Linked DNA regions of Homo sapiens: region 2 is linked to region 1. Evidence: chromatin loops called from intact Hi-C (ENCODE). Cell type or tissue: CD4-positive, alpha-beta T cell. All regions are shown on one strand. Each heading gives the region's core, and the rest is flanking DNA. Links, peaks and the distances in the headings are about the cores only.

The links. Peaks named below come from ENCODE experiments on the same cell type or tissue, not always from the same donor. Only the 100,000 strongest peaks of a DNase experiment are listed, where the experiment ranks them.
Region 2: a loop joins it to region 1, with 2.5 times the contacts of the local background. A loop is called at or near these places in 5 of 110 quality-filtered maps.

What each region holds. Positions count from the first base shown.
Region 1 is chr15:34,221,295-34,229,735 of GRCh38, reverse strand. EMC4 (ER membrane protein complex subunit 4) reads right to left here and starts at 4,720. Exons shown (of 5, transcript NM_016454.4): 1 at 4,536-4,720; 2 at 4,086-4,200; 3 at 1,890-2,043; 4 at 1,147-1,307. The coding sequence starts at 4,621. RefSeq lists an enhancer at 4,357-4,406. In CD4-positive, alpha-beta T cell, for the core only: no CTCF peak of the experiment used is centred there; a DNase peak (open chromatin) is centred at 4,735; H3K4me3 peaks cover 2,202 bases; H3K27ac peaks cover 1,779 bases.
Region 2 is chr15:34,431,433-34,443,426 of GRCh38, reverse strand. GOLGA8A (golgin A8 family member A) reads left to right here and starts at 5,619. Exons shown (of 25, transcript NM_181077.5): 1 at 5,619-6,029; 2 at 7,956-8,044. RefSeq lists silencers at 5,704-5,773, 6,016-6,225. In CD4-positive, alpha-beta T cell, for the core only: no CTCF peak of the experiment used is centred there; DNase peaks (open chromatin) are centred at 5,596, 6,096, 6,326 and 6,986; H3K4me3 peaks cover 1,459 bases.

The DNA.
Region 1 (8,441 bases), core at 442-8,441:
GAATAAATAGGTGAGTGGCAAATGAGTGTTAAAATAACTTCCTGAATCAATTACTTAATACTTTAACCACAAGCTCTATTTTGCCTATCCTTAAAAAAGAACTTCCAGGCCAGGCGCAGTAGCTAATCTTAGCTAAACACTTTGGGAGGCCAAGGCAGGCAGATCGCTTGAGCCCAGGAGTTCAAGACCAGCCTGGGCAACATGGCAAAACCCTGTCTCTACAAGAAATACAAAAATTAGCGAGCCATTGGGGTGCACACCTGTAGTCCCAGCTACTTGAGAGGCTGAGTGCCTGAGCCCGGAGGTTGAGGCTGCAGTGAGCCATGATCACATGACTGCACTCCAGCCTGGGTGACAGAGCAAGACCCTGTTTCAAAAATAATAACTTGGCCAGGCATGGTGGCTCACACCTGTAATCCCAGCACTTTGGGAGGCCGAGGTGGGTGGATCACCTGAGGTCAGGAGCTGAAGACCAGCCTGGCCAACATGGTGAAACCCTGTCTCTACTAAAAATACAAAAATTAGCCAGGTGCAGTGGCAGTTGCCTGTAATTCCAGCTACTAGGGAGGCTCAGGCACAAGAATCGCTTGAACCTGGGGGGCGGAGGTTGCAGTGAGCCAAGATCACACCACTGTACTCCAGCCTGGGCGACAGAGTGAGACTCTGTCTCAAAATAAATAAATTAATTAATTAATTAAAAATAATAACTTAAAAACTCCTAATGGCTCTTATTTTTTAAGAAACCCTAGGCCAGGCGCAGTGGCTCACGCCTGTAATCCTAGCACTTTGGGAGGCAGAGGTGGGCAGGTCACTTGAGGTCAGGAGTTCAAAACCAGCCTGGCCAACATGGTGAAACCCCATCTCTACTAAAAGATACAAAAAAATTAGCTGGGCATGGTGGCAGGTGCCTGTAATCCCAGCTACTTGGAAGGCTGAGGCAGAATAATTGCTTGAACCCAGGAGGCGGAGGTTGCCGAGATCATGCCACTGCACTCCAGCCTGGGCGACAGAGCAATACTCCGTCTCAAAAAAAAAAAAAAAAAAAAAAAGAAACTCAAATACCAACTCCAATTTCCTACCATCAAGTAGGTCAGCTATTCACTGTATACTACAACTACCCAAAATTCAGCTTTTCTTTTGCCTTACCTCAGGGGGCTCAATGAAGGCTAACCAATCCGATGCATGTGTAGGTAACAGTCCCATGGACTGGCACTTGTAAACAGCCAATGCCAAACCCATCAGGTTCCCAATGAGATAGACCAAACCCTGAAGAAACTTCTGGCTTGAACTTTCTAACATCTTGAAAGCTGTTGCGGTAACAGAAGTTGTCAAACCAAAAGAACTCTTTCCCCCAATACGAATCAAGCCAACTGTATATTAAATTCATATAGACAGACCCATAGTAAGACAGCAAATAGGACCATTAAAGGCAAACAGAAAACCATGGTAAGCACTACACTCCCCTCCATGCCACCACCATTACCCCACTCCCCTATATACCTGTTAGCCAAAAACTGTCCCTAAGAATTTACCTTTAATTCTTCCTTTTTTTTGAGATGGAGTCTCGTTCTGTCACCCAGGCTGGAGTGCAGTGGCACGATCTCGGCTCACTGCAACCTCTGCCTCCCAGGTTCAAGTGATTCTCCTGTCTCAGCCTCCCAAGCAGCTGGGATTACAGGCGTGTGCCACCACGCCCAGCTAATTTTTGCATTTTTAGTAGAGACAAGGTTTCACCATGTTGGCCAGGCTGGTCTCGAACTCCTGCCCTCAGATGATCCACCCAGCTTGGCGCCTCCCAAAGTGCTGGGATTACAGGCGTGAGCCACCATGCCCGGCCTGCCTTTAATTCTTCAAACTTATGGAAGGGTTATTGTTTCAAGAATACTTACTGGCTGAAATGGCCATAAGTGCCTGAATGGGTCGCCAGGCCATCATACACACCATCATAGTAGGGAAGATGGAGATAGTATTGCCTGCCATGTACATGATGAAGAGATTCATGGGAATCTGTTTGAGGGGACCCAAGGCGATGTCCCAGCAGCGCTAAAACAAAACACACAATTTTAACCCTCTGATCACTACCCTTAGTCCCACATTTGCCATATCACTGATGCTAAATCACATGAACGGAATTCCCAACTCCCTGCTTCTAACTGAGCTGACTCCTCAATTCTACGACCTCTTCCCTTCTCCACGTTGCCACAGGAAGGCTCTCCTACTCAAGATAAAGTATCCTTACCATCTGTTATGCCTTTCCCTATAGGTTTTCCAGATGTCATTTTTTTCTCCTGATTTTGGAAAAAAGATCTCCCTGCTTTTGTCCTGGTACTTATGTATCTATCAATGTCCTATCTACAACTGAAGAAATAGATAAATCCACATAATGGGAGATTAGCACACCTCAGTCAATAACTAATAGAACCATCGAACTAATTTAGTTCCAGAAATAATAGAATTAGCAGGCAAATCAAGACATAGAAGATTTGAATGACATTAACAAACTTAACCCAACTGACATGTAACACTGCACTCAACAATTGCAGAATTCACATTCTTTTCAAACAAGATATTCACAAAAACTGACCACTCGCTGAGCCATGAAGAAAATGTCAATCTCAAAGAATGCAAATTGTACAAAACATATTCTTTGACTACAATGATATTAAACTAGAAATAATTTTATAGTAACTAGAAAATCTCTTATGTTTGGGAATTAACAATGATACATGAAGAAATTATAATGGAAAATAGATTTATATGATAGCAAAAGTACCACATTTTAAAACTCGTGGGACACAGCTAGAGTTCTGAGAAATTTATAACCTTAAATACATACTACCAGGTTGCTGCAAAAGTAACTGCGGTTGTTGCCATTAAAAGTAATGGCAATGTGGCCGGGCGCGGTGCCTCACACCTGTAATCCCAGCACTTTGGGAGGCCGAGCTTGGTGGATCACCTGAGGTCAGGAGTTTCAGACCAGCCTGGCCAACGTGGTGAAACCCCGTCTCTACTAAAAATACAAAAAAATTAGCTGGACGTGGTGGTGGGTGCCTATAATCCCAGCTACTCGGGAGGCTGAGGCAGGAGAATTGCTTGACCCTGGGAGGCAGAGGTTGCAGTGAGCCAAGGTCGTGCTATTGCATTCCAGCCTCGGCGACAACAGCAAGACTGTCTCAAAAGAAAAGAAAAAAAGTAATGGCAGTCTAAAAATAAACTAAGCATCCATTTCAAGAAACTAGAAAAAAACCCAAGTATTTTTGAAAAGATTAATAAAATCAATACTGGTGATGGGTACAGTGACCTGTAAAAATAAATGAAAATAATTTTTAAAAAATCAATACTGGTGAGCCTGATGAAGAAAGGAGAGGAGACAAAATATTCAATATCAGGAATGAAAAAATGAACATCACAGATCTTGCATATATGGAAGTGATCATATTATGAACAACTTTATATCAATACATTTGAAATTTTAGGAAATGGATAAGTTTCTAGAAAAAATGTAACAAAATGACAGGAGAAATTAGAAATATAAATAGCCCCGGGCCGAGCGCGGTGGCTCATGCCTGCAATCCCAGCACTTTGGAAGGCCAAGGCGGATGGATCACCTGAGGTCAGGAGTTCAAGACCAGCCTGGCAAACATGGTGATACCCTGTCTGTACTAAAAATACAAAAATTAGCCGGGCTACTGCAGAAATCTAGATGAAGGATGGTGGCTTGGATTAGGATGAGAGGTGAACACAGGAAAAAGTAGTAGGTAAAGCCAACAGAGTATCCTGACAGTTGGATATGTGGTGTAAGGGAACCAGAGTAGAAAAAGGATCACTTCAACTGGAAGATGTTGCCACCAAAAGATAGTTTTCAACCTACTTTCTTATACCTTATGTTCCAAACATCTTCTATTTTTCAAATTATTAAGCACTTTTGTAGCTGATATATAAAATACCGAAATACCAGCCTCAAGCAGTTTAGTTTCCAAATCTTCAGGATAAGAGCTATCTACGTTAACTCCACCTAGGAGAAGAGGATGAGTGTGTAACTCAGGACTGGCCCATGGGCTACGGTAACATCTATACCTCTGTACCTTCTCCACCAGGATCCGGTCTGTCTCTTGCACGCTGGTATCAGGCACTTGCTTGTCCAAGTAACCGACTGGGTAGAGCGAGTCTCCCTGGCCACTGCCCCGGTCACTTCGACCCCTAAAAAACCAAACCAAGAAACTAAAGCTGCAACCTCCGATACTTCTTATCCCACATTTCCTGATCTACCAATCATAGGAATAAAGATCTTCAGATGCACCTACTCAGATTAGACCAAGCCCCCTCGTATGTTCCTCAGTCCTTTGACTTATCAGGAGGACTGATGTAAGCATTGTTTGAGCAGAGAAACTTCCACGGCAGAAAAGCCGCTACCTCCCCAGGTGATGTCTGTGTGCCACCCATCTTTTTCAGAGTTATGCCTGAGGGCTCAGGTCTCATTACTCTGGTGCAGTTCTGGGATGAACAGTGATGTACAGCTTGCCCAGGTGCCTCACCTGCTGCCTCCTCCAGGCCCGCTTAGCTCAATGGCCCACTTGAAGCGCCGGCCTCGGTTAGCCACCAGGCCCCCCTGGGCCGTCATGGCAACAGCTGCGTCCTATAGCCTCGATGCTTCTCAGTCCAAAGCGTACTCCACAACAGGCCCACCAGCGTTCTCCGCTTTGTCTCACTCTGCAAATGCACTTCCGGCGCGTGAATACGACGTCATTTCCGCCCTGGAAATTGGTGGTGCTGTGGGTTGAGGAGTCCGGGTTTGGATTTAGAAAAGCAGGGAGGAAAAAAAACCAGGCAAGACTTAGTGCTTCCTAAAGCCACTTCCGCGCGCTCCCCTTTTGAATGTCCTTGTTATGTGTTCCCTGACCTCTGAGGTGCACTTTATGGGGCTGAAGGAAAGCCCATACTGACTCAGCGTTAAGAATTGGTGGGCGGATCACCTGAAGTCAGGAGTTCGAGACCAGCCTGGCTAACATGGTGAAACCCCGTCTCTACTAAAAATACAAAATATTAGCCGGGCTTAGTGGCGGGCGCCTGTAATCCCAGCTACTTAGGAGGCTGAGGCAGGAGAATCGCTTGGATCCGGGAGCCGGAGGTTGCAGTGAACTGAGACCGAGCGATTGCACGCCAGCCTGGGCAGCAAGAGCGAAACTCTGTCTCAAAAAAAAAAAAAAGGAAGCCAAGAAAAGCTTCTTAACCTCCTACGCGCTCCCTGGAACAAAAGATTCAAATCCTGGGTTTAAATCCTAGCTTGACCTTGAGCGAGTTACTTAGTAGTTTCTGAGTATTGAATGTCCACTGTGTCATGTGTTTATTTCATTTCACTTGCACAGTAACCTTGCGAGGTAAACAGTTCTAACCACATTCTGCACAAAGGCAAGGCAGCATTGTGGGCATGGAAGGGGACATGGGCTCGGTATTCAGTTAGCCTGCGTTTGTTGTTGTTTGTTTTGGGTTTGTTTTTTGAGACAGGGTTTCACTCCGTTGCCGAGGCTGTAGTGCAGTGGCGCTATCACGGCTCACTGCAGCCTCGACTTCCCCGGCTCAAGCGATCTTCCCACCTGAGCGTTCCTTCCAACCTGAGCGTTCCGAGGAGCTAGGACCACAGGGCGCGCCACCACGCCCCAGTCTTGTTTTGTTTTGTTTTGTTTTGTTTTGACAGGGTTTCGCTATGTTGCTCAGGCTGCTCTCAAACTCTTGGGTTCAAGTGATTCTCCTGCCTTGGCCTCCCAAAATGTTGAGATTACAAAGGCATGGGCCACTGCACCCAGCAGATGGCCTCCTTTTGAATCCTGGTTTCACCACTTAATAATTGTATGACCTTGGGCAAGTTGAATTTGTTTCAGCCTCTTCATGTAAAAGTTGGATAATCTACCTACTTTCAAGGCTTGTGAGATTAGTGCCCACCACATATCTGGTGTTTGGTTTGTTTGTGTTTTTGTTCGAGACGGAGTTTTGCTTTTGTTGCCCAGGCTGGAGTGCAATGGCACTATCTCGGCTCACTGCAACCTCCGTCTCCCGGGTTCAAGCAATTCTCCTGCCTCAGCCTCCCGAGTACCAGGGATTACAGGCGCACGCCACCACGTCCAGCTAATTTTGTATTTTTAGTAGAGATGGGATTTCACCGTGTTGGTCAGGCTGGTTTCGAACTCCCGACCTCAGGTGATCTGCCTGCCTCGGCCTCCCAAAGTGCTAGGTTATGTGGTGTTTTTAATGATGTATCACATCATTACCAAATAACACCATTGATGTGTTTTTAATGACGTGTCATTAAATAATGTATGTCATTCTTTAAAGTGATTGGGTTTTGTATGGTATACCTTTTTCATAATATAGCCTATTATTGGACATTTAAATTGTTTCCTGTTTTCCTTCCTTTTATAACCAGTGTTGCTGTGAACATATCTGTATGTCTTTTCTTATTTCCTAAAGTTATAGTCCTAGAAGTGAAATTGGAGTTGCTGGATCAAAGAGTATGCACATTTTTAAAGAATTTTCATTTTAAATGCCCACAGGAGCCAGGCGTGGTGGCTCACACCTGTCATCCCAGAACTTTGGGAGGCTGAGGCAGGAGGATTGCTTTAGCTCAGAAGTTCAAGACCAGCCTAGGCAACATAGTGAGACCTTGCCTCTGCAAACAACAACAAAAAAAATTAAAATGTCCACTAGGAAAAATGGCACCATTTACATTTCACAGTCTATAATTTTTTTAATAGTTTGAAATGGTACTGTATTATTTTTTAATTTGTATTTCTTTGACTCCAAGTTATTCGATATGGCTGGAGTTAGGGGGAAGGAGATGCTGTGGGAGGTAAGGTTGAAAAAGGCTTCCTTGGCCAACAAAAAAGTTGGGACTCTTGAAGATGATGATGATGTAAGAGAGGCTGAAGATTGCCACCTCCACTTTATTTTCTGATTTTAAAAATATGTGTTCATAGCAGACTACTTAAACAAGGCAGAAATGGAAGTCTTTTGCCTCTCCAATCCATCCTAAAATGTGTATCTATCTGATTGTAGGAAGACCTAACTATAGATTGTGTTTCTGCTCCTTTCTACTTTTTGTCTTTACCACGTTCTGTCTCATGAACCTTATATTTATCTCAAGCTTCTGACCCTATTGGGCATTCTTCTTTGTTGCATTATATGCTGCATAATAGCACTTACCACATTGCATTTTGTTTGTTAAAGTCCCCTGAGCACTTATTTCTACCCCTCTATAGGCAACCCTAAATCCCCCCAGGTCAGAAGCTATATATTATCTTTGAGCCTGTTGCCTAGAACATAGAAAGTACTGAATAAATGTTTAGCGAATGTGAGTAAATTAAATTGAAAGTAAACAAACACCAAGATGTGAATGTACTATAACTACACTTGTGCAAAATAAAACATAAAAATGGATATACATTCTATTGGGGCAATAATTTTCACGCAATTTTGTCTAATTTTCAAGATAATCTTATTACACTTTTCTTTTTTTTTTTTGAGACAGAGTCTCACTCTGTCACCGAGGCTGAAGTGCAGTGGCACGATCTTGGCTCACTGCATCCTCTGCCTCCCAGGTTCAAGCAATTTTCCTGTCTCAGCCTCCTGAGTAGCTGGGATTACAGGTGCCCGCCACCACGCCCTGTTCATTTTTGTATTTTTAGTAGAAATGGGGTTTCACTGTGTTGGCCAGGCTAGTCTCAAACTCCTGACCTCAGGTGATCCACCCACCTCGCCCACGCAAAGTGATGATTACAGGCATAAGCCACTACACCTGGCCTTCTTATTACATTTTAATACTTTTTTTTTTTTTTTTTTTTTTGAGATGGAGTCTTGCTCTGTTGCCAGGCTGGAGTGCAATGGCGCAATCTCGGCTCACTGCAACCTCCGCCTCCCAGGTTCAAGCAATTCTTCTGCCTCAGCCTCCCAAGTAGCTGAGACTACAGATGTGTGCCACTACGCCTGGCTAATTTTTGTATTTTCAGTGGAGACAGGGTGTCACCACATTGGCCAGGCTGATCTCGAACTCCTGACCTCGTGATCTGCCTGCCTCAGCCTCCCAAAGTGCTGGGATTACAGACGTGAGCCACTGCTCCTAGCCACATTTTAATAATTTTTTTTTACTTACTATTTTTTTGAGACAGGGTCTCACTGTGTTGCCCAGGCTTGTCTCAAACTCCTGAGCTTAAGCAGTCCTCCCGCCTTGGCCTCCCAAAGTGCTGGGATTACAGGCATGAGCCCACACCTGGCCCTGCTTTAATAAGTTTTAAATGAACACTTTTGAAAACATTAAGTTAGTCATTGGAATCATATATTCTTTCTACTTAAATACTCCCCTACTTGCTATAAAAATGTGTAAACTATAACCTAAATTAAAGTTGCTTTGGGCTGGGTGCTGTGGCTCACGCCTGTAATCCCAGCACTTT
Region 2 (11,994 bases), core at 1,742-9,741, 210 kb before region 1:
GAAGAATTTTCATTGTATCTGCTTATTTTACGCAATAAATGTTTGATGCAAAATGAATGCTTAATAGATTTTTATGATGATTTCTTACAAATGCTTTGTTGACTCGTTAAAACACAAAAATATATTTCTACAATACCACAAACTAGGAATACTGGTTGGAGATCGTCCAGACTTCAGTAGAAAGGTTAATTAATAAAAAGGCAGATGAGAGGCGCACATAGAACAGTGAATCCTTCTGGAGAAAGAAAAGTAGATGACATTTTAATGTATTCATTCTATGTATAATTCATCTCCATTTGTCTTGGCCATTATTGACCACGGTCATTGCGAAAGACCTGACTTAAAAATGGTCATGATCATTTAATTCTTCAAATTTACCGTTATCTCCTTTTATTCTGCATTGATTTGAGGCCTCGAATTCCAAGAAGTTCAATATAGGTGAAAAATTCAAGTGAATGTGGATGTGCTTTATGTTTAGGAATGTAAGCTTGGCAGAAGGAAGGCGTGAAGCCTGGTAAAGATGTGTATCACTTCTAATTATCTACAATTGATAAAGGGCTGGACCTATCAAAAAGCCTTCTGCCTGAGATCTGTTGAGAACTCTACGAATAATCAGATGGGGTTATAGTTTGAATGTGTCCCCCAAAGTTCATGTATTAGGAACTTAATCAGTCACCAATGCTACAGTGGTGAGAAGTGGGACCTTTAGGTACATACACACATACATACACGGTTTGTACATTGTCACTTTTCATCTTTTCATATTTTGCCTTCCATAACATGAAGAAATAAGATGAAGAAGTAAGAAAGCCCTCTCTACATGCTGGTGCCATGCTCTTAGTCTTCTGAATTTGTCAGAAATATGAGCCGATACATTTCTGTTTTGTAAATTAATTACCCAGTCTGTGGTATTCTGTTATAGCAGCATAAAATGAGCTGAGACAGATGGATAGAGAGGGAACCAAGATACACTTGTATACTCTGTTTATGGGATATCAAAACAATGTGTAGATCCTGCCTTATTTAATGATAAGTACATACATATATATATATATATATATATATATATATATATATACACACACAGTACATGATAATTTCAGAAATGTTTAACAATGTGATAAAACAAAACATCAGATAAAAGGTTTGTGAATAAAATAATTACAAGAAATATAAATGTATATTTCAGATAAAACATTGTGTTAAAATATATTAAAATATTTGAGTAAGATATTTTAAAATATGTAACTGTAAAGTATTTTAAAATGAAAAAACATGATATAAAATATAAAATACAGCAAATATTTTTTCTGGCCAATTACAGGGCAAGAAAAAGAGAACCGAGTGAAGGTAGCATTGTAAGGAAACTTAAAATATTAAAGGAACACTAGAGGCTGCATTAGAACGAATGAAGAAAAGAATTAAAGCTATAGAACACTAAATGATGTCAATGAAAACATAGGAGTCTTCCTTAGGATCCAAGGGAAAGGGACAAAGAGACAATAAGAGATAAGAAAAGGATATATATGGGGGGATAAAAATATATACCCCAAGTAAAAATCAGTGTTTCTAGAAAATAGAAAAAGAGAATAAATGAGGAGCTAAGAAAAAATGAAGAGATATTTGTCAAAGTGTACAAAATTTCAGTTAGGCAGGATGAATAAGTTGTGGAGATCTAAGTACAGAATGGTAACTATAGTTCTAAAAGTAAAATTGGAGAAAGAATCTAATATTCAATATAAGAAAACTCTCTCCACCTAAGGAAATACTGATTCAGGATATCAAAGCAGATTACTGAATAAAGACAAAATAAATAAAAAGAGAATATCACCAAGATACAAAAGGCCTCAGCTTTTTATTCTCATCACTTCCCCTATTCCAGTAATAGATACCAGGGTTCACCAGTATTTTGAGTAATATCTATCCAAACTTCAGGAACAGATAATTCCCTTGATAATTAAAATGTTTCAGAACATTTGAAGAGAAAGGCAATCTTGGAATTATGTTTATGAAGTCAGCATGACATTGCAATTCCAATTAAAAACCTGAAAATGTATGCCCAAAAGCACCAAATAAAATATTAGCAAACTGAATTGAGCGTTCTATTAAAAATGATAGTCCAGCCAGGTGCGGTGGCTCACGCCTGTAATCCCAGCACTTTGGGAGGCTGAGGCAGTGGATCACGAGGTCAGGAGATCAAGACCATCCTGGCTAACACGGTGAAACCCCGTCTCTACTAAAAATACAAAGAATTAGCTGGGCGTGGTGGCGGGCGCCTGTAGTCCCAGCTACTCGGGAGGCTGAGGCAGGAGAATGGCATGAACCCAGGAAGCGGAGCTTGCAGTGAGCCGAGATTGCACCACTGCACTCCAGCCTGGGTGACAGAGCGAGACTCCGTCTCAAAAAAAAAAAGATAGTCGATGACCACGAGAGATTCGTGGCAACAATGTGAGAATAGCTTTGTTAGTATTTTTCATCATATCATATTACTAAATAAATATCACAGTATTATCTCCAAAGATACCAAAATGCATCTGAATATATTAACATTTCTTAATTTCAATGAGTTTAATAAAGGATATGGTATGTCTTAACATAATAACTACACACACATATGCAACCCACGTACACAAGGGAACACGTGCACACATATATAAAACATATATGGCTGTATGAAGACAGATAAACATTATGCTTAATGGTGAGAAACTTGATGCATTCTCATTAACAAATTGTGTGTGTCTCCTATTACAGCCATTAGTAATTTTTTAAAATACTGATTAATATGGCAGAAAACATAATAGGTAAAAACTTTAAAAAGAAAAAAGCAACATCATTACTAATCGATAAATTTGGATTGAAGAAGTTGAAAATTGTGAAGATCAATAGAAAAGTATTAAAACAAAAACTTTCAGTATGTTTTGGGAAAAATTAATACACAAAAAGATGTAAATAAAAGTACATAAATTACTAGCCAATTAGAAAATATAACATTTATACTTAACACTTATACCTTTAATACCCAAATGAGCAGCAGGTTTTTACTTTTATACCTTTTTTCTATGCATAAAACTAAATATTCTTTTAAAACCCTCAGCTTTTCTTAAATTAACCTATACTTTTATAACTAGTTAAGCTAAAATGCCAGTTTATATCTTTTTTTGACTCAGATAATCTGACTCTTAACTTTTTATCACAGAGCAAATTTCAGGAAATGGATTGATATGATTTAGCTGTGTCTCCACCCAAATCTCACCTTGAATTGTAACTCCCACATTCCCACATGCTCTCATCTCATCAACGAGATCTGATGGTTTTTACAACTGGAGGTTTCTCTGCATAAGCTCTTTGTCTGCTGCCATCCACGTAAAATGTGACTTGCTCCTCCTTGCCTTTCGCCATGATTGTGAGGCCTTCCCAGCCACGTGGAACTGTGAGTCCAACTAAACCTCTTTCTTTTGTAAATTGTCCAGTCTCAGGTATGTCTTTATCAGCTGTAAGGAAACGGCCTAATACACAGATATATTTGAAAAATAAAACTAATAGAATTATTTATCTATTTTATCTGATATAAATATAGTTTACAGTCCCAGTAATTACATATTTTCTTCGTGCATACATTTATAGATTAATAGGGCAGAATCGGAATATATAAACTATATATGTAGTGTGTGTGTACATATATACATATATATATATGGAATATTTTCTCCTCCAAAAGAATAGAAAAGTTATTGGTAGTGTTACAAATAACTTGCACGTTGGAGTCATATGCAAGATTTACCAAAAAAAAAAAATTCTGGGAATTATGAAGAATAAAAATATTTTGAGATGCTCTGTTATTAGAAAATCAAATGCCAAAATGATGCTTATGAAATTTCTCTCTTCAAGTCTGTCTGAGCATAATCACCAAATATATAATTAGAATTCAGTCATTGGCTCTTGGTATTCATTGTTCAAACTGGCCAAAGAGCTACACAGAGAAAAGGGCATAATTTTATTTAATTTCAATAAGAATGTTTTTGTAGTCTTCTTTTGCCCTCACTTTTGTATGTAAATATTTATTCTTTCTCAACTCCAGCAACAGATACTACCTTTTGTTAGGCCAGTTTAATCTATCTAGAGGGAACTGCTTCCAAACAGGGACAGGTTGAGTATCTCTTAATCAAAATGCTTGGGACCTGAAAAATCCAAAATTGTGAATTTTTTTGAATTTTGGAGTATTTGCATATACATAATGAGAGATCTTGGGATGGGACCCAAGTCTAAACACAAAATTTATTTACATGTAGCCTCATGTTAATTTTAATTTTCTCTTGAAAGCACTGAATAAACTATGTGTTGTGTACCTGTGCTTTGGCTATGATACATTGCATGAGGTCAGGTGTAGAATTTTGTACTTGAGGCATCATATGGGCACCCAAAAAATTTCGAATTTGGGAGAGTTTTGGATTTCAGATTAAGGATGCTCATCCTTTGCCGGAATTCTACAGAAACTCAACCATACTTTTATTACTACCTTGGTGCAAAAGCAATTGCAATTTTTGGCAATGGCGAATACTGTAATTGTTTTTGTACTAACCTAATAACTACGGTTTTTATTATCCTCCTCCTTTGACATACAGAGAATATATTATTCTTCTGATATCATCTTCCATATGGCCCAAATATTTAGGAATTTCACATGATCATTTTTCTCAAAGCAAATGCATTTGTGGCCAAATTTTACAGTTATTACATAGCTAGCATGTTAACCTTGATATTATGTCACGTTTCAAATTTTGTTCCCTCTGATTTTAAACTGAATTGAGAAAAAAATAAACTTGGCTCTCTAGAAACGCAAAGAGTAAATGAGAAGTAATATGATATCGCACACTTAAAATATTTTAAAGCAGGCTTCTACTGTTACTGTTATTTTTTAGCACAAACCAAAAGTGACCATTTTCTTTGAATAAATAATAAAATTTTATATTTTAATAACATTGGCAAGCATTTTCTCATTTAAATATCTCAATTTTTAATGGAAAGTATTTCGTTTTATATAAGAGAAAAATATAAAAGGATCATGTGAGTTTATGAAAACGTCACAGATAGTGTATGATATGTTTTATGTTTATGTTTCATACTCCAAACCCAGTGGCTTTTGTGTTCAAAAACGACATTTGATTAGCAAGAGGAAATGGCCATTTTACTATTACTTATCTGGAATGGTAGCATATTCCAGATAAGTAAAGGAGAATCAGCCCCATCTTTAATACTGCCAACTGGATTTGTGTCATAAAGAGAAATTAGGGGACTAAAAAGGAAACATATAAGCCTTGTCTTTCCAGATTGGAGATGGATAAGTATATAAGGACTGACATACTATTGCTTTACAACAGTTTTCCCAGGACAAATTGAGACACCAGAAGCCAGCATATAGGTTGTGACTGATCTATTCAAATTGTTCCTAATAATGGCATCAGGGTTTTTTAAAAAAAAATTTTGTCATGCTTTAAGTTCTGGGATACACGTGCAAAACGTGCACGTTTGTCACCTAGGTATGCAGCTCAGTGCGCGTGCGCCATGTGGCGCGGCCCTGCGGGCTTTCCGTACTCCGCTCGCGGTAGGCTCCCGCCGCTATTCAGCTGTCGGGCTAATCAGCAGTCGAGGTGTGCGGCTAGGCGCGAGCTCTGCGGGAGCTCAGCCCCCGGGAGAGACCCGGCAGCGGCGCGGCGAGGACGGCGGCGCGGCGAGGACGGCGGCGCGGCGAGGACGGCGGCGCGGCGAGGACGGCGGCGCGGCGAGGACGGCGGCGCGGCGAGGACGGCGGCGCGGCGAGGACGGCGGCGCGGCGAGGACGGCGGCGCGGCGAGGACGGCGGCGCGGCGAGGACGGCGGCGCGGCGAGGACGGCGGCGCGGCGAGGACGGCGGCGCGGCGAGGACGGCGGCGCGGCGAGGACGGCGGCGCGGCGAGGACGGCGGCGCGGCGAGGACGGCGGCGCGGCGAGGACGGCGGCGGACCGGGGCAGCCCCGCGCCCTGGCCAGGTAAGCTGGGGAACCTCGGCTGCCTGACTCGCTGGCGGCGGCAGCCTTGGGCCGCCCGCGGCGCCGCGGGGACCCGGACGCGTGGGGGGCGGCGCGTAAGCTGCGGGCCAAGAGCTCCCGAGCGCTGCCCCCCGGACTCGGCGGGGCTGCGGGGAGGCCGCCGCTGGGATCTAGGGGTGCAGCCCGGCGGCCTTACGCCTCTCGGACCGGCCCATCCTCCTCCCACGATGGGCGGGCGGGTGCGGCGGGGACTAGGCGATGGCTTTCGCATCCCGGGAGGGGCTCACCGCGGCGAGGGGCCACTCTCGGCGCCGGCAAGTGGCGCTGTCTGGCGGGGCCGCCCGCTCGCGTCTCGCCGGGCTGGTCGGGCCGCTGGTGCGTTCCGCTGCCCGGCTTGGCGCCGGCATCAAGTCCCCGTGCCGGGCGGCAACTACTGAGTTTGGGATCGCCTCTGGGTTCACTTCCCTGGGAGAACTCGAGCCCGGATCTTCGCCCCTTCCCTTTCCCTGTATAATAAGGCCCAGAGGGAAAAACTCAAAAACCCCACACCTTGTTGCCCCTGGGCTGCAGGCGCCGGGTTGGGGGCACGGTGCGGACCTGCGCCTCTGCAGGGCCCCTTCTCCACGCCAGGCACTGCCTGGCAAGGCTGCTGGAGGGAGATCTGGCCGCAGATGGTGAAGGAGAACATCGAGGCCCCCGGTCCCCAAGCAGGGCTCCATGGGTCGGGCGGCGGGCCTTGGTAAGCCCAGGCTAGGGGCGAACTTCCTTTTCTCCGGGCCGACGCGGAGGGAGGGTGCGGGGAACGCCCGCGGAGGGGCCTGTCCTGCAGCACCCCAGTGGAGAGCAGAGCCTTAGAGGGGCCTGCTAGTCTTAACTTAGTATTTACTGGCAGAAGAAAGGCTTACTTTTTCAGATCTCTTCAGATAACGACCTGGCAGGCACCAGACGTAAATCTGTGGTTGAGTGCAGTCAGCTCCTAAACAGGCATGCGGTGGAGGAAGCGCCCCAAACTTGGCATCTTGTGTCTGGCACTTTGTTTTTGGGCTAAACTGCCTCTGGCGTCTTCAGCCTTCTGTGCCTCTTTGTTTTTGTTTGTTTTTCTATTTTCCTTCCTGTTTCAGAAAGGACAGTGGTTTTAGAAGTAATGACCTGAGAGCTTTGCAGGTTGAAGTGGGACAAGTTTTCCTAAGGTGCAGGTTGGCAGGTGCCAGGAGCCTGCCGGTGGCTTTTTCTCAGGCCTCTGGGTCAGGGTCCCTCCAGTGAGGTGAGGCAGGGGTTTCTCCCCTCCCAGAGGTGTGGCCACTACGCAGGGGGACAGGAACTGGGTTTCCCAGTCCGGGGAGTCCAGGATGCCCTGCACTCTGCGCTGATTCCTGGGTGACCGTGGGGGCTGCCTTCCCCCACAGCCTGGGCTGGAGAGGGTCTCCTGAGCTTAGGATCCGCGGGGCAGGAGGGCTGGGGTGACAAGGACACGTGGAACCTGCTGGGGCTCCGGGCAGTGTCCAGGGCGTGAGTAGATAAAGCTGGAGCTCGTAGCTGTGTGCTGGCAGCCCTCGGTGGGCTCTAGCAGTACTGGCAGGGGGGCCCTTGGAGTGGGCTCCCTCTCTGGGCTGGGACTGGGTGATGGCAGTAGCAATGGGGCACGAAGTCTTCCCTCTCATTTGTTAGGAAGTGTGGTCTGTGCTCCTCCCCACTGTCTGGCTCTTGGGCTGGGAGAAGCTGCAGGCTGAGTCCCACGGGGTGTGAGTGTGTGTGAGCAGGAGTGGGTGCTGGAAGGAGGTAAAGCTGGTGACCATCAGCTCCTCATTCTCTTGCACCTTGCATGTTTTCTCTGACACCGCAGACCCAAGTTGTGGCTTGCTGGTTAACTTGTTTACATAACCTTCTTAAGTAACTCTAAACTTTAAAAAAAAAAATGTTTTACAGGAATAATCGGTGGAGATGGATTGTGAAATGGAGGTGCATAAATATCCAGTTTGCCAACCGAGCTAAGAAATGCTGGATAAAAGTAAAAGGTAATTGTAAAAGACACTGATCACACCCCTGGAAGCTTAGAGATGGGATAAGACACTTTGATTTTTCCTAGACAAAACTGAGGAAGTCAGAGGAAAAACAGTTGATGGTGAGATTGGCATCAGGCTGGGCTTTGTTTGGATTGGGCCGCGGTGGCTGCAGTGAGGGCTGTTGGAGTGGGGAGAGTGGGGGTTGAGCCTGGCTGCAGAGGCCCCCTCCAGGCCTCAGCTCCTCTCCGGCACTCCTCCGTGTCCTCTGCCATGCATACCTGCCCCGGTGACTTAATAGGTGAGGGCCTCAGGTGACACCGTCGTCTGAAGTCTTGGAGAAACCTTTACTGTCCAGGGGAGGAGAGGACTGGCGGTCGGTGGGGATCGAGGCCCAGCACACATCACTGGGTGGCTTGAATGTCTTCGGCAGAGATCACATGCCCTGCCTTGCAGCCTGGTCCTTAGAGAAACGGAGAGAGCTCTGGGCCTGGGCAGCGGCCCTGGCTGTACCACTCACAGGCTGTGTGTCCTCAACGCAGTCTCAGTTCCTCACCCTTGCCAGGTGGCCGTGAGCACTGGGGACGTGGAGGCACAGGTAGGGTGTAAGGTAGTCCCTGGTGACCAGGCAGGCCTCCCAGATGTAGGTCAGGTTTGAGACGCTTGCTCACCAGGAGGCAGCCTGTGTGCCCATCGGGGGCTGGGGGTGCTCATTGTTCCCTTGGGTGGTGGTTGGCCCGAGCGCCCACAGGGAGACTTCTCTGGCTCCTTCCTTTCCCAGAGTTCCTCCCCACCCCCCTGCTGCCCACCGCCTGGGTTGGGTCCAGCTCATGTCTCAGAGCAGCCTGCTGGCACAGGCTGAGTCAGCTGTCATGGGCACTGTCGTTTCTCGCCTCTCCTGAAGCCAATCCTCCCCTCTCTCCCTGTCCAGACACACAAGGGAGGCCCGGGAGTTAGGTGACCTCAAGATCATGCAGCCAGGCTCTCTATGTGGAACCCTGCGTACTGGTGGGGTGCCATTGCTGTGTGCTTTATGATTTCTGTGCCGGCTGTGAGGTTTCCCAGGTTGGGCTGTGGGGTACCCCTGAGTCTGCAAGTTGGCCCAGGCCAGGTGTGTCACCATTGCCCAGGCCTTCAGTGGCTTTCCAGTGCTCCCTCCACATCCATGTGTCTCGGCCTGATTTTTCTCAAGTTCCCCCGCTCGCTCCCAAGAATGGCCCCTCCAGGCTCTCCTGGCTCCAGGCAGACAGGCTCATTGCCCAGATCTGCCCTGGGTTGTCCCCACCCCATCCCCACCTGTCATCTTGGCCCATGTCCATCCCGGAGATCCTAACTGAATGTAGGCTCTTTCATCTTATCCCTTGGTCCTCGGATTTGCCAGGCCACTCTTGCCTCCAGGCCTTTGCACCTGCTGTTCCCACCCCCTTGGCATCAGCCACCCCCAGATGCCCACCTGGCCGGCCCCTCACTTATTGCCGGCTCCCTGACAGCCCTACATAAATTAGCGTTACTTCCCCTTCTCTTGTTAACCTTGCTTTGTGTTTCTCCTTAGTACTCAACATTCAGTGTGTTATTTATATACTTGTTTGTTTATTGTCAGTCTCTTACCACTCAATTGTAAAAGACTTTGTTCACCTCTGGATCCCCAGTAGCTAGAAAAGTGCCTGGCACACAGCAGAGCCTTAGTGCTGTTGTTGGATGAGTGAGTGAATGAAACACGGGAGCAGTAGTCTCCTTGCAGCACATGTCCTGCTGCCTGTGCCTCCTTTTCCCGAGTCCCAGAGCTGGAACCTAGCTGTGTTCACATTTGGATCCTCCTGGAATGTAGCACAGACCCTCATTCAGTGGGCAGTCAAGAAAGAGCTTCAGAGTTGTACAGTGCAACGTCGGTTTCACATAGGCCAGAGGAGAACGTGTTTGGGAAGGTAACCAGCCCAAAGAATGAGCTTTCTTACTGTGCACTGAGATTCCTTTTTGGATTTTCAGTTGTTTGGGTTCTCTGCACCCGGGTGGTCCCTGCTGCCAAAGTCAGCGCTGCGTCTCCCTGCAGTCACCTCGGATGTGGATGCACTTTGGAAGGAGGCACCCCCACGCCCAGATTCCCTTCCCGCTCCATCTGGATCTTTCCAAACTTGTCCTGTACCTAATGTCAGACTCTGTCCCAGGGCTCTCAGCCACTCTGCTTTCCCTTCCAGAAGCCTCCTCCTGCCTGACTCTCTCCTGCGTGTGTCCTGGCCTGGTTGGAGAAGATGCTTTGGTTTTATGAGAAAGGGACTGGGAGGTCAGAAAAGAGGATGGGATTTGGAGTAACAGGAGCTCAGTTCCAGCCTGGCCCTGCCACTAATCCCTGGGGCCCAGGACCAGTCTTCTGGCTTGAGAGTCTTTCTCAGCATCTGCAATACCCGCGTGAGGCCTCTTGCCTGTGGTTGTTTTGAGGCACAGACGAGATGCAATATTGAACTGATGCGAGATATTTTATGACAGCAAGAGCTCCATGGTGTGGCTTCTCTTATTGTCCTGGGAGTTTTAAGGGTCAGGTTTGTGAGTTACAGCTACGGCCTAGTGAGAGAATGCAGAGGCGGCCTGTCATAAACTCTAAACTCTAAAGGGCTGTTTTAATGTAAGGTGGTGCATCTGTTGTTTTGTGTTTCAAGGATCAAAATTAAGAGAAAAAATACGTGGTTGAGGTACCTGCGTTGAGTGACTGTGAAAATATTTTCATCTCTAGTTGTCTGGAAACGGAAACACTCCAACATTTAAAGATGGTTTTGATGGCGAAACCACTGGAATGAAACACACATCATCGGGCAATTCTGTGTGTTGAGTTCCATCCCTCTTTGTTTATCATTTTAAATAATTTCCCGACAAATCTAGAAGGCAGGTCTTGTCTTAACTTTGCAACGAGGAGGCTGGGGACAGGTAGCTGAGCTGTGGGTTGCCTAAGAGCACTCGGCTGTGATGGGGCAGTGCTGGCCTTTGAGTCTGAGCTGGAGAGAGTGTGAGGTCCGTGTTCTGTCCCTGTCTCCTGCTGGGGCCCATTTTGTATCAGATTTGTTTTTAACAGGGTGGGCATGACTAGGACTCATGACCACTGGTGGGCACGTAAAGGTGCTAATTTTCAACACAAGCCGAGAGACTGATGGCTGGCATCGGAGAGTCGTGGAAATGCCACAGATGACGTGGGCCCTATACAGCGATGGGAAAAGGGTCTGGGAGCTAGCCCTCCAGGAAGGTGGCTGACGTGGTTGGTGGGACACTAAGGTGTTTTCCATTTTGCACTTGAAGCCAACATGGATTCTTAGCACTTCTTGTCCCTAGAATCAACTGTGCAGAGAGACGTTTGGTCGTGAAACTCTCAGGCAAAGACAGTTCTGAGGAAACTCTTATTAGTAAATAGTGAGTCGGAGAACACTATTGACATTTAGGATTTTCAGTTGAGATACATATGTACTGTCATGCATCACATGACATTGTTTTGGTGAATGATAGCATATATGACAGAGGTCCCATAAGAATATCATGGGGCTCAAAAATTCCTATTGCCTAGTGACATTGTGGTAAAGTTGTAGTGCAGTTACTTTATTTTAAAAAAATATATAAAATATTTAAAAAATAAAAATATATTTTTTTAAAATGTAGCCTAGGTATACAATGTCTATAAAGTCTGCACTAGTGTACGGACTGACTCACCCGAGCAACTTCCATTCATGGAAGGTCCATTCATGGAAAGTGCCCTAGACAGGGGCACCATGTTTTATCTTTTATAGCATATTTTAACGTTGTGCCTTTTCTATGTTTAGATACACACATTCAGCACAGTAACATGCTGCCTAGCTTTGCAGCCTAGGAGCAGTAGACTGTACCCTATAACCTAGTGTGTTGTAGTAGGTTTGTATAACGTATGTTCTATGATGTTCTCACAATGATGAAATTGCCTAATGATAAATTTCTCAGAATACATCCCT